Linked DNA regions of Homo sapiens: all the other regions are linked to region 1. The links are chromatin contacts, found by Hi-C or POLR2A ChIA-PET in ENCODE. All regions are on one chromosome and are shown on one strand. The core of a region is the stretch at or near the end of the contact, and the rest is flanking DNA. Distances in the headings are between cores, read along the strand shown.

Evidence for each region. Hi-C counts contacts between places; a loop is a spot of excess contacts on that map. ChIA-PET counts read pairs that join two places held with the same protein, here RNA polymerase II (POLR2A). Pooled maps may share reads with other maps.
Region 2: a loop to region 1 is called in a map of GM12878, with 2.4 times the contacts of the local background. The contact joins the promoter of HCLS1 here to the enhancer-like site in region 1. A Hi-C loop is called at or near these places in 1 of 168 maps with a recorded cell type or tissue (GM12878), 5 of 37 single-sample maps with no recorded cell type and 9 of 50 pooled maps. POLR2A ChIA-PET finds 5 or more read pairs at or near these places in 2 of 52 experiments (activated CD4-positive, alpha-beta T cell and activated CD4-positive, alpha-beta memory T cell).
Region 3: a loop to region 1 is called in a pooled map, with 4 times the contacts of the local background. The contact joins two enhancer-like sites. A Hi-C loop is called at or near these places in 4 of 37 single-sample maps with no recorded cell type and 4 of 50 pooled maps. POLR2A ChIA-PET finds 5 or more read pairs at or near these places in 1 of 52 experiments (OCI-LY7).
Region 4: a loop to region 1 is called in a map with no recorded cell type, with 2.6 times the contacts of the local background. The contact joins the promoter of PARP15 here to the enhancer-like site in region 1. A Hi-C loop is called at or near these places in 3 of 37 single-sample maps with no recorded cell type and 2 of 50 pooled maps.

The regions. Positions count from the first base shown.
Region 1 is chr3:122,073,167-122,076,528 of GRCh38, forward strand. The region is part of intron 1 of CD86 (CD86 molecule); the gene reads left to right. Among named protein-coding and RNA genes, the nearest start is that of CD86, 19 kb to the left of the region's middle. RefSeq lists an enhancer at 1,530-1,869. Within about 2 kb of position 1,670, at least 9 of the 41 ENCODE cell types and tissues checked have a DNase peak (open chromatin) inside an H3K27ac peak, as active enhancers do; they include GM12878 and OCI-LY7, where a contact is called at or near this core.
Region 2 is chr3:121,659,515-121,663,159 of GRCh38, forward strand. HCLS1 (hematopoietic cell-specific Lyn substrate 1) reads right to left here and starts at 1,389. Exons shown (of 14, transcript NM_005335.6): 1 at 1,306-1,389. RefSeq lists enhancers at 1,232-1,421, 1,612-1,661.
Region 3 is chr3:121,808,166-121,811,479 of GRCh38, forward strand. IQCB1 (IQ motif containing B1) reads right to left here. Exons shown (of 15, transcript NM_001023570.4): 6 at 751-844. Among named protein-coding and RNA genes, the nearest start is that of IQCB1, 25 kb to the right of the region's middle. Within about 2 kb of position 1,251, at least 3 of the 41 ENCODE cell types and tissues checked have a DNase peak (open chromatin) inside an H3K27ac peak, as active enhancers do; they include OCI-LY7, where a contact is called at or near this core.
Region 4 is chr3:122,576,339-122,579,711 of GRCh38, forward strand. PARP15 (poly(ADP-ribose) polymerase family member 15) reads left to right here and starts at 1,312. Exons shown (of 12, transcript NM_001113523.3): 1 at 1,312-1,515. The coding sequence starts at 1,330. RefSeq lists an enhancer at 1,279-1,558 and a silencer at 1,619-1,668.

The sequences.
Region 1 (3,362 bases), core at 420-2,919:
TCCTCAGCAGCATTTGGTATTGTCAGATTTTTGGATTTTAGCCATTCTACTAGATGTGTAGTGGTATCTTACTGTTTTAATTTGCAATTCTCTAATGAGGTATGATGCTGACCACCTTTTCATATGCTTATTTGCTGTCCGTGTACCTTCTTTGGTGAGGTATATGTTCAGATCTTTTGCTCCTTATTAAATTGGGCTGTTTGTTCTTTTATCTTTGAGTTATAAGAGTTCATTGTGTATTTTGGATACCAGCCCTTTATCAGATATATCTTTTGCAAATATTTTTTCCCCAATCTTTGGCGTGTCTTTTTATTCATATAATGGTTGATACATGTTTCTGCTTTAAGGAGGAAGGGTTTTAAAAATACAATTTACAGTAGCAGTAAAAATAAAAATTTATTGCAAATGTCTTATGTTCACTCTCAGGTGATGTCAGGGAACTATGGACCCAGCAGGGTTTAATTAAAGGGGAGTGTCAAGTCCTGGGGGCTGTGGTTGACAATCCTCCTTTATTGGCAATTGTGCAGCAGGGCTGGGAGTAAGAAGACAACCCAGTCCTGAGCTGCATCACTTCTAAATTAAGAATAATTCAGGAACTGTGTTTACGGTGAAATCCTGGCCCTTCTCACATAGATTATATTATGCATAGGATATGAATTTCTGTCCATGAATCCAAGTATATATGAAATCATCACTTTGAAAATTTCCTTTAACTCAACTTAATCCCACTGGTGAGCCTCAATCCTGCCAGTTGAAAAAGAGACTGTAACTGGGTCATGCAGGAGTCTCCTTCCTTTCCTGCAGCCCAGTCAGAATTCAAGAAGTTCACCTGGTAACTGGAAAATGATGGAAGGGCCTCAAGTCCCTAGTCTGTCCTGGTTGCCATTGGCACCCTTACTATCTGAGCCCATAGTGGTCTGTGAAGTCCGGCAGCTCCCTGCCCCCATGCCACAGTGGGGAATGAGAATATCTACTGATGCTGGGCCCCATGAGCAAAGCATGCTGCCTTTCTAGGCATGAGCCATCACACCTGAGGTTGCTACCCCCTCGGGAGCACTGATGGAGGGGCAGTTGGGTTTCTACTGCTCACAGGACCCAGACAACCATCCCCTGCCCTCCCTTCTTCTTGCACTTCAAAAGCACTCTCTTCCTCTCTTTTCACCTCTAAGCCACCGGTATCATCTCTTCCATGGGCTTTCACAAAAGTCTGGATGAACCTTTGAACTTGTATCTCTTCTGCTTTCCCCCTTGCATCAAGAAAGCTTAGAAAACAAACACTAATTAACGTTTCAATAAATAATGCTGCTCTAATTATTTGTGGAAACTATTCTGTATTAGAACTACCATCAGCACCGCCTCCTAGAGTGCTTTTAGACTTGACCACTGGCCGCAGGAGGCCACTTCCATATAACAACAAACAGATGGCTGAAATTGGAAAACTCAGCTAAATGTTCAGATGTTTCTAGACTCCCACGGGTTTCTGGCTCTGGCACATGGAGTAGATCCTGACTGTGTGGTCCTCAGGGGACTCTCTCTGGTGAAGTTTGGTGAGGTCAACTTCCACACCCACACACACCAGCTACTGTGTGTAGCCTGTCCTCCTCTGGTTGCTTCTACTTGCAGCCTTGGCCTCTTCAGTCCTGAGAGCGTTGGAGAATGAGGCAGTGGAGGAAGCAGCCCCACACAGAAAGCAGTTTCTGAAGTAACCTCAGCAACTTCCTCCTCACCAAACACAAGGAACTGATCTTCTCCACTGGGCTCGGCCTCTGGTCAGCCAAGGACAACACTGTTGACCACCATCACGGTTGGCCCCACTCCACCCTTGGCTCTGATGACATATGTGGGAGTCAGAGGAATTTTGATTGGCTGACTGCTGGCCTGTCACACAAACAAGATGGGGCAAGGGGGTTGCGATATGACTTGACATGTGAAAAAAAAAAAAGCCGTGGTCAGCAACCCCCTGCAACTGTTGAAAGGCTAATTCAATCTCTGACTCTTTAACAAAAGTGATCTTGTTCACTGCCTGTTCTGCCCTGAGAGCCTTCTCTGCTAGGAGGTAGGTTGACTGACTCAGGGAGAAGGGTGCTGGTGGCAGAGCTGCCAATGGGTGAGGGTCCTAGAGACTATCGACATGAGGGGCAGTTGAGAACACTGTAGTATTTAGCTGAGAGGAGAGACTATTAATAAAATTTACAAAATCAGCTTTCAGCTATTTGGAAGGGTTTATATAAAAGGATAAAATAATATGTTCTGGTAGTTCTAGAAAACAGGACAGAGACAAGTAGCTGGTACTTATGGATTGGAGGAGTGAGTGGCAGTAGTTTGGGGATTATTTATAAAAAAGACATTTTTCTGTTAACTCTCTTTTCTAATAGTGAATTTCCCAACCTGACAAGTAAGAAAGCACAGGCTAGACACGCATCTGTCATGACACTGAAGGGGTCCTTGCTTGAGTGAGAGACTGGAATGATGAGTTTTGAGGTCCCTTACAGTCCAGCAACTCTAGCTAAGTTGGAGAATAAGAGAATTCCATGACACCATATCACCCCCTCATTTCTGCTGCCTGCCTCACCATTCATCTCTCTTTACTCCTTTTAATATCATTCTACGTTACAGCATTGGAGGAGGCTGCTCTAAATAGGAACTGAAATAAGTAGATTAAAGAAGTGCTATGGAAGGGAAAACAATAAAACAACTTGTTTTTTAAGAGCCTACTATTGCCAGGATCTGTGCTAAGCACCATATATATGCCATGTTATTTAACCGTCATGACATGCCTATGAGATATTTAGTATTACTTCTGTGAGGAAGCCAAAGCTCAGAGAGGTTAAATAACTGCCCCAAGAACACACAGGCATTAAGTAGTGGAGCAGGGTTTGAACACAGGTCTCTATGACTCCAAAGTGCAGTGTGATATGTTATTTTTACTGATCTGTTTATGGAAAATGATACTGCTTTCTAATTTAGTATTAACACAAAGATTTTTTTCTAAATAGATTTACTTAAAGTATGTTATAAAAATACTATATAAATAATGAAACAGATTTTACATGAGTATGAAGTGGTACTAGTAGCTAGAATGATGAAAGTTTGGGGAATACTACTCCAAATATTTTGATAGCTAGCCTTTCAATTTAGCCTGTCTTATATTTGGACTGCTGAGTACAAGGAAAAGAAGGAAACATGAAAATTAAGTGAAATATGAGTTACTTCCCCTGTGCTCTGATAGGTGGGTAATTGATCATATGTCACAATAAGAAAATCAAATGAACCCTTTCAAACAACAGCAAAATCTGTGATTGTAAAATCCAGAGGAAAACCCCAGGTGGGATCTATCTGTATGAAGGATGAAATTTCCAAGG
Region 2 (3,645 bases), core at 139-2,638, 410 kb before region 1:
TCTATTTCCACTTGAAAGCTCCATCTTCTCCATTGAGCAACCTCTTAAAAACCAGCCCAGGGGAAGTCTGGGTAAATCAGTTAAAGAGATGCTAAGGGGACACCGGAGAGATATTGACTGAGTCAGCCGGGAGTCATGGCTGAAAGCAGCTTGGCTTTCCCTGATGCGGTTGGAGACAGCAAAACATCCTTACTACCTGCATCCTTACTACCCCTCTGCTTCTCATCCCCTGGCTCCTGGGCTGCTGTGCAACAACAAAAGGACTGTCACACAGAAAACTGGAATGGAGAAGTTTCTGAAATAGTCATGAGCAATAAGGAAGCAATGAGGACTGATGGTCCCATCCTCCTTCCTGTGGCTCCTCTGAGGCCTCAGCCTGACTCTCCCATTCACCCATTTTTGAAATAAAGAGTTTCTGAAATAGAGACAATTTATCTAATATCCTTGACCTATTGACCAGAAACCAGAAAGGTAAGAAGTGCTATCTAGAGGTGAGAACCAGAGAGTAATCTGGTGAGGCCTTGTTGCGATGCTGACCTCCTGCATCAAAGTACACAGACTGGGAGTCAGAAGCCCTGGCTGTCACCCCAGCTCTGTGACTAAGCCTCTGAGGGACCATCACAAGGGCATCAACAGAGTAGGTACTCATTTGCCAGGTATCAGACCAGGCGATTAAGAAATACTAACTTTAATAATTTGGCAAATCAGCAATTATCTCTGATTTTCCCAGTGGAAAATAATGAAGGGGTTAACGTAGCTCATCTGTGGTCTCCTTGATTTCTGACATTCTGAGATTCTGTGATCTACGAACACAGAAACTAGCCCCAGCAGAACAATCATGCCTTCTCTTGGGCTCCATCAGCACTTGGTACTCAGTGCTAGTGTACATCAGTGACTACTTCCTGATCTGTTACATTTCCTGTGTGGGTTTGTTTCCCTGAGACCATATGCTCTTCAAGGGCAGACACTGTTTTCGTCTCCTGTGGTCCTCCTCCCAGCTCAGTACCTAGGGGAGACAGGCCTTAGAGTGGGTTGTAGATTGTCAGCAGAAACCAGGCAACACTTTGCTTGATGTTGGTGCTAGATGGCTCCTGAAACACTTGCCTTGGGTTTAAGCCCCTCCCTTTTGTTTCTATCTCCAGATGCTGATTTGCTACAACCACTCACAACCAGGCCTTCTGGCCATAAAAGGATAAAAGCCTACTAGTGGTGACCTTGCCCATCACCAAGGACTAAGAGCCAGGTAGGTTCCTCCTCAACTCTTACTCTGTGTTTCCCAACTGTCCCATGGCTCAGAGTACCCACCTCCACCTGTGCAAGCCTCTGTTCTAAGCGCCCGGCTCCTCGCGTCCACACCGACTCCCTCTCTGGCTGCTGCCACTTCGGAGTGAGAAACTGAGCTGCTGCTTCAGTTCCGTATTCAGGTTTTCGTCATTTCCTGCCACCCCATCCTCACAGCTACTTCCTGAAATTTGAGTCAGTTCCTTCTGCTTTAGACACTTAAATTTTAAAAGGATTAAATGTTTCTGTGCCTGGTCTTTTGCAAGGTTTTGACAATGGGGGTCATAGAGCAGTCATAGAAAATGCTGCTTTGACTCTGAGTTTGTAATCCAGTGAGAGAAACAAACATTCAACCAGAAAACACATTAGAGAATGCTGTAGAACAGCATTGTGTCCTAAATAGGGTGGCAGTTACATTTGAGACAGTAAAGGAATTCAGAGCATTTGGTATTGGGTGTATTCATCAAGAAAGGCTTTATGGGAAAAGTGATTTATATGTGGGTTTTGAAGCATAAGACTTAAAAAGAAACTCACCCCTATATTACCCACAGCACTTAAAAGTGGAGTTTTCATATAGATGTTCAAATAAACGTCGACCAATTGAATGCCAGAAGAGAATAACTCATGAGGGAAAAGGCAAGACATGGAAGGAGAGTTTCCTAGCTTGTTTGGGGCACTGTGGAGTCTGAGCTAACAAACTAAAGATTTGGCTCTAGAGCGTAGGAAGAATTCTGAAAGAACCAGGTGCTGGTCAGCTGATGGAAGAAGGTCTTTGTGGTATCCTGTTTTACTGCGTGTCAAGACTTGCTGCCCCTCCCTTCCCTCTTGAAGTCAGACTTACTCAGGTGACTTGTTTTGGCCAGTGACAGATACCACTTTCTGGCGGAGGCCGTAAGACCACTGCAAGCTTTGCCATGCTTTCACCACTGCCCAAGGCAACCTGCAATTCTCCATATTGGCTCCTCCAGCAGACTGGGTCCCTGAGTGAGAAAGAACACAAGTGGAGCCCCATCCACCATGTGGGGGAATTGGAGTCTTTCACTAAAAAATAGTCCTTTGTTTTGGCTACTGAGAATTTGAGGGTGTCTGTTATTGTATCTGACCTAGCCTTTCCTAATCTTGATTGTGGACTTCTTGATTTGTTCACAACGGTGCATCCTCCAAGGAGTTTAAGCAGGACTGGATGAAACTGGCCCATGATACAGGCACTTTTCTGCATTAGGAATATGAAGCCTCTGTCACTTCCAAATCTAAGGATTCTATGCCTGGGGGAGCTTTATTTATTCCTTCTACTTTATTACCTATTTATCATGGTGGTACCAAAGTTATGATAAGGAAGAGTACGTTTGTACAAGAGAAAAATCACTTGGAATCCTCATGTAGTGTCAAAATACGATTTAGACTAGATGATGTGACACACCATCCAGGTACATAGTTCTCTAGAGAAAATATAGAAATTAATCAGAGATGACACCAAGAAGTCCCATCTTTCCTTAGCAAATGTCACAAGTTCATTACTGATGAGGTAGTGAGGTGTATCACACAGAAAAAGAATGGGCCTTGAAGCCAGACAGACTTGGTTCAATTAAACCACTTATTGTACTTTGAGAAAGTGAGCTATCTTCTCTCAAGCAGCAACTTAATATAAAAATCCATAATAGCTGGGCACGGTGGCTCACACCTCTAATCCCAGCACTTTGGGAGGCTGAGGCGGGTGGATCACAAGGTCAGGAGTTTGAGACCAGACTGGCCAACACAGTGAAACTCCATCTCTACTAAAAGTGCAAAGATTAGCCGGGCATGGTGGCAGGTGCCTGTAATCCCAGCTATTTGGGAGACTGAGGCAGGAGAATCGCTTGAAACTGGAAGGCGGAAGGTGCAGTGAGTTGAGATTGTGCCACTGCACTCCAGCCTGAGCGAAAGAGTGAAACTCGGTCTCAAAAAAAACCCAACAAAACAAAACAAAACATAATAATGCCTATCTAACCTGCTACATGCTATTAAGCTTCTCTTCTCCCATTCCCACCCAGAGGGATCCCTAGGGGCCTAATGTTTTCACTATGTGCCAGACAAGAGTTCTCCCAGGACCATGCATGGACCTGCATCAATTTCATGCCCTAAGGCCCAGCTTATTTGGTTCAGTATTAGGATAGAATTTCCTCACTGCATTCATCACCTGGGGTCTAGCAGCTAAGGCTGGAAAAATGCATGCAGCTGTCACTGATATTGGCCAGTGAGAAGAAAGCCTGAATATGTAGAGCTTTCTACCCCTATAACCATTCCTGGCTACCTCCTTTCCCTACTTCCCTTACCCACCTTCCACCCCCCAGCATGCAAACACAGGTACCGAAACACCTGTGCACA
Region 3 (3,314 bases), core at 1-2,500, 270 kb before region 1:
TTTGGAAAATGGGAAATGGAGTGGGCATGAGGGTCAGGGATTGTGTGTGTTTTAATGATCCTTACAGAACTATTTGACTCTTTAAATTATGTGCATGCAATGATTCTGAGGAGAAAAGCTTAAAGTAAAATTTCAGTTCAAGTATTACTTAAAAAATATTCTTAAGAGTGTTACATCTATATTAGATGAAATTTTTCTAGGGAGAGCACCATGAATGTAACTAAGAATTATTTTTTCAGTCTTAAGAAAACATAAAACTCATACATGTTTATATCTCTCAATGTAAACAGAAATATCCTATAACTTCCAAGTTTACTAAAAGGTCATTAAATAAAAGCTTACTCTTACTTGGATAGTTAGACTATATGAGTTAAATCATATCCACCCTGAACATAGGGATTTCTCTCATGATAGGTCTAAAACACTGACTGTAATCTTTTAAACTTAAAAGTTATTTTTAGGAATAAACTGCTCAAATTATCATTTGTCTTTATCTTAGATTTGCTAAACAGAAAAAGCTAAAGTTTTATTTCAACAGTATTCTCCTTAATTTAATATTCACATTGTTGATGTAGGCTATGTAAAACTGGAATATCCATTTTAAAAAATTGTGAGCTTATTTCAACATGGTTTCATTTCAGTGTGGTTATCTGCACAGTTCATGTGGCATTTGTTTTTGGAAAAAACGATCAAACTGTTAGCAGTTGACTCTACAATAGCTATTAGTTACATTAAAATCTTTTCTCTTACCATTCTGAATAAGTTCAACATGGCCTCCCAAAAGCCAGAAGAGAGAATCAGTCACAATTTGGAAAAAGTGTAGTAATTCATCTTTTTCTTCAGCCTTAACATAAAAGATAAGCCCAGTTTACTTTTCTATAGTTTTTTTCCTTTTTTTTTTTTTTAAGGAGACTTCTCTCTGGGGAGTTAGAGGATACAGTTTCTGGATCTAACTTAGCTATTTATGAGGGACATGATTTTGTTGCCTTTAGTTTCTTAATTTGTAAAACTTGTGGTTACAGGATAGTAATATCTACTAGAAATGGTTGTTATCCAGATAAAATAAAACAACATAAGTAGTGTAAGGGCTACAAGTTGATACACTAGGATGTCTTAATACTTGCTATGCATCAGAATCACCTGTTGAGCTTTTTAAATACATCTATGCACAAGCTTTAGTTCAAATATACTGAATTTGAATCTCCAAAGGCAGTCTGGATATCTGTACTTGCACAAAGTTAGGTGGTTGATTTGGTTTTACAACTTGGGTGAAAATAACTGCAATATGCAAATGTAGATGTCAGCATGAGAAGCATTATTAATAGTGTATTTCAGTTCCAGTTTCTACTCATAAGTTTAGGAGGGCAAAGATCGTGTCATTTAGCTCCCCATACAAACTCAGTTTCTAGGACAGTTCTGACACATAGTAAATGTTCAATCAACATTTAGTCAACAAATAAATGACAGTTTTTTCTGGCTCTTCCTTTCTGGAAAGTAGGGTGAGAAATTATTATAAATTAGAGTGCCACAAGGAGAAATAAGAAGTATAGATTCCATTTACAATTTTGTCATTTATTGGCCATGTAACTTTAGTGGAATGTTGGATAAAGGTCACTAATCTTATCCATGTCCTGAATGTTTGTACTATAGCACAAAAGTAATGATGAGACCCGCAAAAATATTATGATTGCCATGATTATTCTTTATAATAATGAAAGTATTTTTTTCCTAATATCCTAGGAATATTCTAGGACAAGTGCTGACTTGAATATAACAATGGAAAAAAAAAAAACCCATAAGAAACGTCACATTAGAGCAAGAATCCTTTTATCCTTTTAGTTCAGGAAGCTACCTTTGCCAGAGTTTTACCTAAAGATACATCAGAAAGGGCATGGTAATTCTCATTGTTGTCAATCCCAAAAGATAGTGTTGTACTCTTAGACTTCCTACTTTCCTTAAAATGCACATTAGATAATGTCACCCACAAATTCATGGTTCTTGAGGCAGGTTAACAAAATTTACCTTTAAATCGAAATTCTCACATATACTCACACAAAACCACTTTGTATTTTAGGTCAGAACGTGTATGTCCCACCATATGATCTACTAACTATGTACTATCTAATTAAAACAAAAATCTGATTGAAAAGCTCCTAGGTAAATAGACTAATAAATTAATTCAAGTTTTTGCCACATCTTTTTTATGCCCCTGTTTTAATTTTGCCCTGTGGTTAAGTGGCCTTACTTTTTCTGTAGCCAATTAATTCTTGGATAACATTAAAGAATCTTTATCTCAATAAAAATACAATAATAAAGGACAGAAAAATATTATGAAAAGTATTAAGGATTCTATAAATGAAAATAATTAACTGAATAAGTATATTTATAATGAAAGTAATATACAAATACATAACATATTAATACATAATTTTAATAATATATAAGGAAAAAGAATTATTAATGCTCTTAAATAGGAATATTAAATAAAGGTGCTTTGAAGAAAAGATAAAGCTTACATAATGGTCTGAGCTATTAATGGGACAGAAATTATTTTACAAATGAGGAAAATGAGATACAGTGAAATCCAGTGATTTGCTATAGAACCTAGAGTTAGTTTGTGGCACAGCCAGCAAAAGAAATCAAATCCAACACAATTCCTATAGTTTATGTGGCTTCAACTAACCTGAATTAAACTAAATCTAGCAAATATTTATTTAGTGCTAACATCCCACAAAATGCCAGTGGAGATATCAGAAATGGAATTTGTAACCTGTTACATGGAACACATATGCTCTACCACTGAGTTAAATTCTCTGCCAGGGGGATCTGGCAAGATGGTTGAAGAGGAACAGCTCTGGTCTGAAGCTCTCAGCAATAGCAATGCAGAAGGCAGTGATTCTGCATTTCCAACTGAGGTACCCAGTTCATCTCATTGGGACTGGTTAGACAATGGGCGCAGCCCACAGATGGCAAGCAGAAGCAGAGTGGGGCATTGCCTCACCTGGGAAGTGCAAGGGGCTGGGGACCTCCCTCCCCTAGCCAAGGGAAGGGAGGGACTGTGCTATCTGGCCCAGATACTACGTTTTTCCCATGGTTTTTGCAACCCACAGACCAGGAGATTCCCTGTGTGCCTAAACCACCAGGGCCCTGGGTTTCAAGCACAAAACTGGTCAGCTGTTTGGGCAGACACTGAGCTAGCTGCACGAGTTTCTTTTTGTACCTCAGTGGTGGCTAAAACCCCAGCAAGACAGACTGTTCACTCCCCTGGAAAGGGGTCTGAAACCAAGGAGCCAAGAGGTCTTGTTCAGCGGGTC
Region 4 (3,373 bases), core at 62-2,561, 500 kb after region 1:
AGTCTATGCTTTCATTCATGTGATCTTTGTTCTGTGTAATCCACCCCCATCGCTGCTCTCTGCATGACAGATGATGAAAAAGGGAACTCTGAAGAGAGAGAGGGAGAGAGAGACACACCTCATTCTCATTCTTCACCTGATTTTCCTCTTAGAAAGTCCCCTACTCATCATGCAAGGTCTTACTGAAATGCCACTACTATAGAAACTTTTCTCCAATCTTGTCTCTAAATTACAACGAACCACTGATTTCTGTTATCCTAATACTTTATATGTATCTCAATGCAAATACGATACCAAAACCTTTTACCCTGCTCTCTGCCTTGGAGGTGGTACTGAGGGCTGACCTCTAAGTACCACATCAGCTCCATTCTCTGATTACTCATTGGGTTCTGCAGTGGGAGGTACCAGCACGAGATTGGAAGGCACACGGAGAGAGTACTTGGGATGCTTATACTCCCCTGGCTGTCTTCCGAAAGCAGTCATGGGTTCTACCTGCTGGCACTTGGTATAGCTCTTACCAAGTTCAGGAGATGCCCCCTCCCTTGCCCCTTCAGCCTAGATGGTAAGGGGAGGAGGCTACTTCACCATCTCTCAATGGTTTCCTTAACCCTTTGCCCACACCTGTGTAAATAATTTCTTTATTAAATTATCTTCAATTATTAATTTTGAGTATACCATCTGTATACTGCCAGGACTTTTCGTGATACACCAGGTAACAGTATTAATCTATGTTTTATTTCTCCACCTCCTACTTCACCCCTCACTCCAAAGAGAGGGGATCTGTGTCTAATTCATCTTTATAATCTTAACACAGTGCCAGGCATATCAAAGGCCTTCAATACGCGTTGATTGAATTAAATAATGCCCTGTTGGGCCAGAGGGGAACCTGACTCCAGCCCTGGCTTAGGGAGCACAGGAGAGAACCCAGTGTATTTTTCTAAATATGGGTGTGTAGGGAGAATTGGGGGGAAAGGAGTGGGATGCCCAACAGAAAAGGAAAGGAATACTGATTCCTGTGTTTTAATGTGCCAGGCATTCTACAGACTTTATCTCATTTAATCTTCATTATAATAACATGAAATAGTTATGGCTGTGCCCACTGTACAGATGCTATTGACTGAGGCTACATAACTAATAAAATTGCAGACCTCAGGATTTTGACCCAGGATTTGTCTGGCAGTAACGTCTGTCCCAAAGGGCGACACAATCCTGAGGCAGCTGTTCGCAAACTCGAGGCCTCAATCTTTGACGGAAGCGGTTTTCAGAGAAAAGAAGTTCGAGGCACAAGCCTGTTGGGTGGGGCGCAACTGCAGTCCCAGCGAGCTGAGGATGGCTGCGCCAGGCCCCCTTCCTGCCGCTGCTCTGAGTCCAGGGGCTCCGACCCCCAGAGAACTTATGCACGGAGTTGCAGGTGTTACTTCCAGAGCCGGACGAGATCGGGAGGCGGGGAGCGTGCTGCCGGCCGGGAACCGTGGGGCGCGGAAGGCCTCCCGGCGCTCTTCCTCCCGGAGTATGGTGAGGAGCGCGGGGGACGGGTGCGGGAAGGGGACAGCAGGGCTGAGCCTGGGGCCCGCAAGACCCAGCAGCCCGAGCGGGCGCAGAGACCCCACGCCACGCACAACCCTCTCTTCTAGGGGGCGCCGACTACACTGACTTCCCTGTTCCGGAAGAGGGGGATGCGTGCTGCTTCTTTTTCCTTAGCATTTCTGGTGGTTTTTTTTTTTTTTCCCTTAAAATTTAAAAGTTCTTTATAAAGTTTGAAAGGATATGAGTCCTTTATTCGTGATATGTGTTATGAATATGTCCTCCCAATTTATTTTTTGTTTTTTGAGTTTGCTTATGGGGGGCTTTTGTTTCTCTTTGCCATGCAAATATTTTAAATTTTGTGTGGCAAGACTTACCAGTCTTTTATTTTATGACGTCTAGACTTTTAGTCATATTTTAATATATGACTTTTAGTCATACTCTTCCCTACACCCAAGTTATAGAAGAGTTCACTCATGCTTGCTTCTAGTACTTGAACTGATGTATTTTTTACATTTAGATCTATAATACATTTGGAGTGTGTTATTGTGTGTGGTTTGAGGAGTGAATCTAATTATTTTTTTTCAAATGGGTATCAAGTGTCCCAACACCATTTATTATAAAGGTCGTCACTGTCCCAGTAACTTGAGATACCAGCTTTATCATGTACTAGACTTTCATATGTGGTTCGGGTATTTCTGGACCTTCTATTTTCATCCATTGACCCGTTTATTCATCTGCTTTAGAGAGGCTTTGCTGTATGTTTTAATGTCAGGGCTAGTCTTCCTAGAGAGTGCTTCCTTGTCACTATTTTCCTAGCTATTCTTGTTGTTTATTTTTCCTTATGAACTTTTCTGATGTATGATCAGTTTAAAAAAAAAAAAGAAAAGCTCTTTGGAATTTTTATTGGGATTGCATTAAATTAATAAATTACAGAGAGCTGATATCTTTAGGTGGTGTTGACATGGTCTAACCTACTGTGCTGTGAAAGATTGAAAATTTGAGTATGTAATGTATATGATATTAAATTGTGAATTGGTGGGACATATGTAACAGCTTTTCAACAATTGTAGATACTGGTACTTCATATCCTCTTAAGGAAAATTTGCCTCCAAATTTTAAGCTGGAAAGTCACTAGAATAACTTTTAAAAACAATTACAATACATGACTTTTTAAACTTTTTTGTGTGTGTATGTTAAGAATAGTGTACAAATTGAAATATCTGTGTACTGATCCTCGACACAACCAATGAAATCTCCATTATGAAGGAATGTTTTGAAGCACATAGAAAAGGAAGCGAAACAAAGGATGCCTTTTCATTGTTTAAGTCTATTTTTGTGTCTTTAAAGAAGGTTTATAGTTATCTTCACATAAAACATTTCAATTTTTCTTTTTTCTCAATATTATATATGAGGTTTACTCATTCGCTATGTTGTCTATTTACGTGTATGTATGCTTTGATGTTTTCTTTCATTTTAAAAATTAAGGTGTAATTTACAGACAGCTTTTCTATATTTAGAAAATTCATACTTTTTAGTGTATACTTCTGTGAGTTTTGACAAATGTTTACCAGTATAATGAAGATATAAAAGAGTTTTCTACCAGTTTCTTTGTCTTCAACCTCTTCACTCAAGATGAGCTCCTGGCAACCACTAGGGTCATCTTTTGGTCCCTGTAGTTCCAGAACGTCATGTACATGAAATCATTCAGCAGAGAGTCTTTGGAGCCTTAGGTATCACTAATTTGCTACTGCTTTCTATTAATAGTTAAATTTCATTGTGGTCAGAAAACATATTTTTCATTATTTGAATTCTTTAAAATCTATGTATTGAGGGCCGGTCGCGGTGG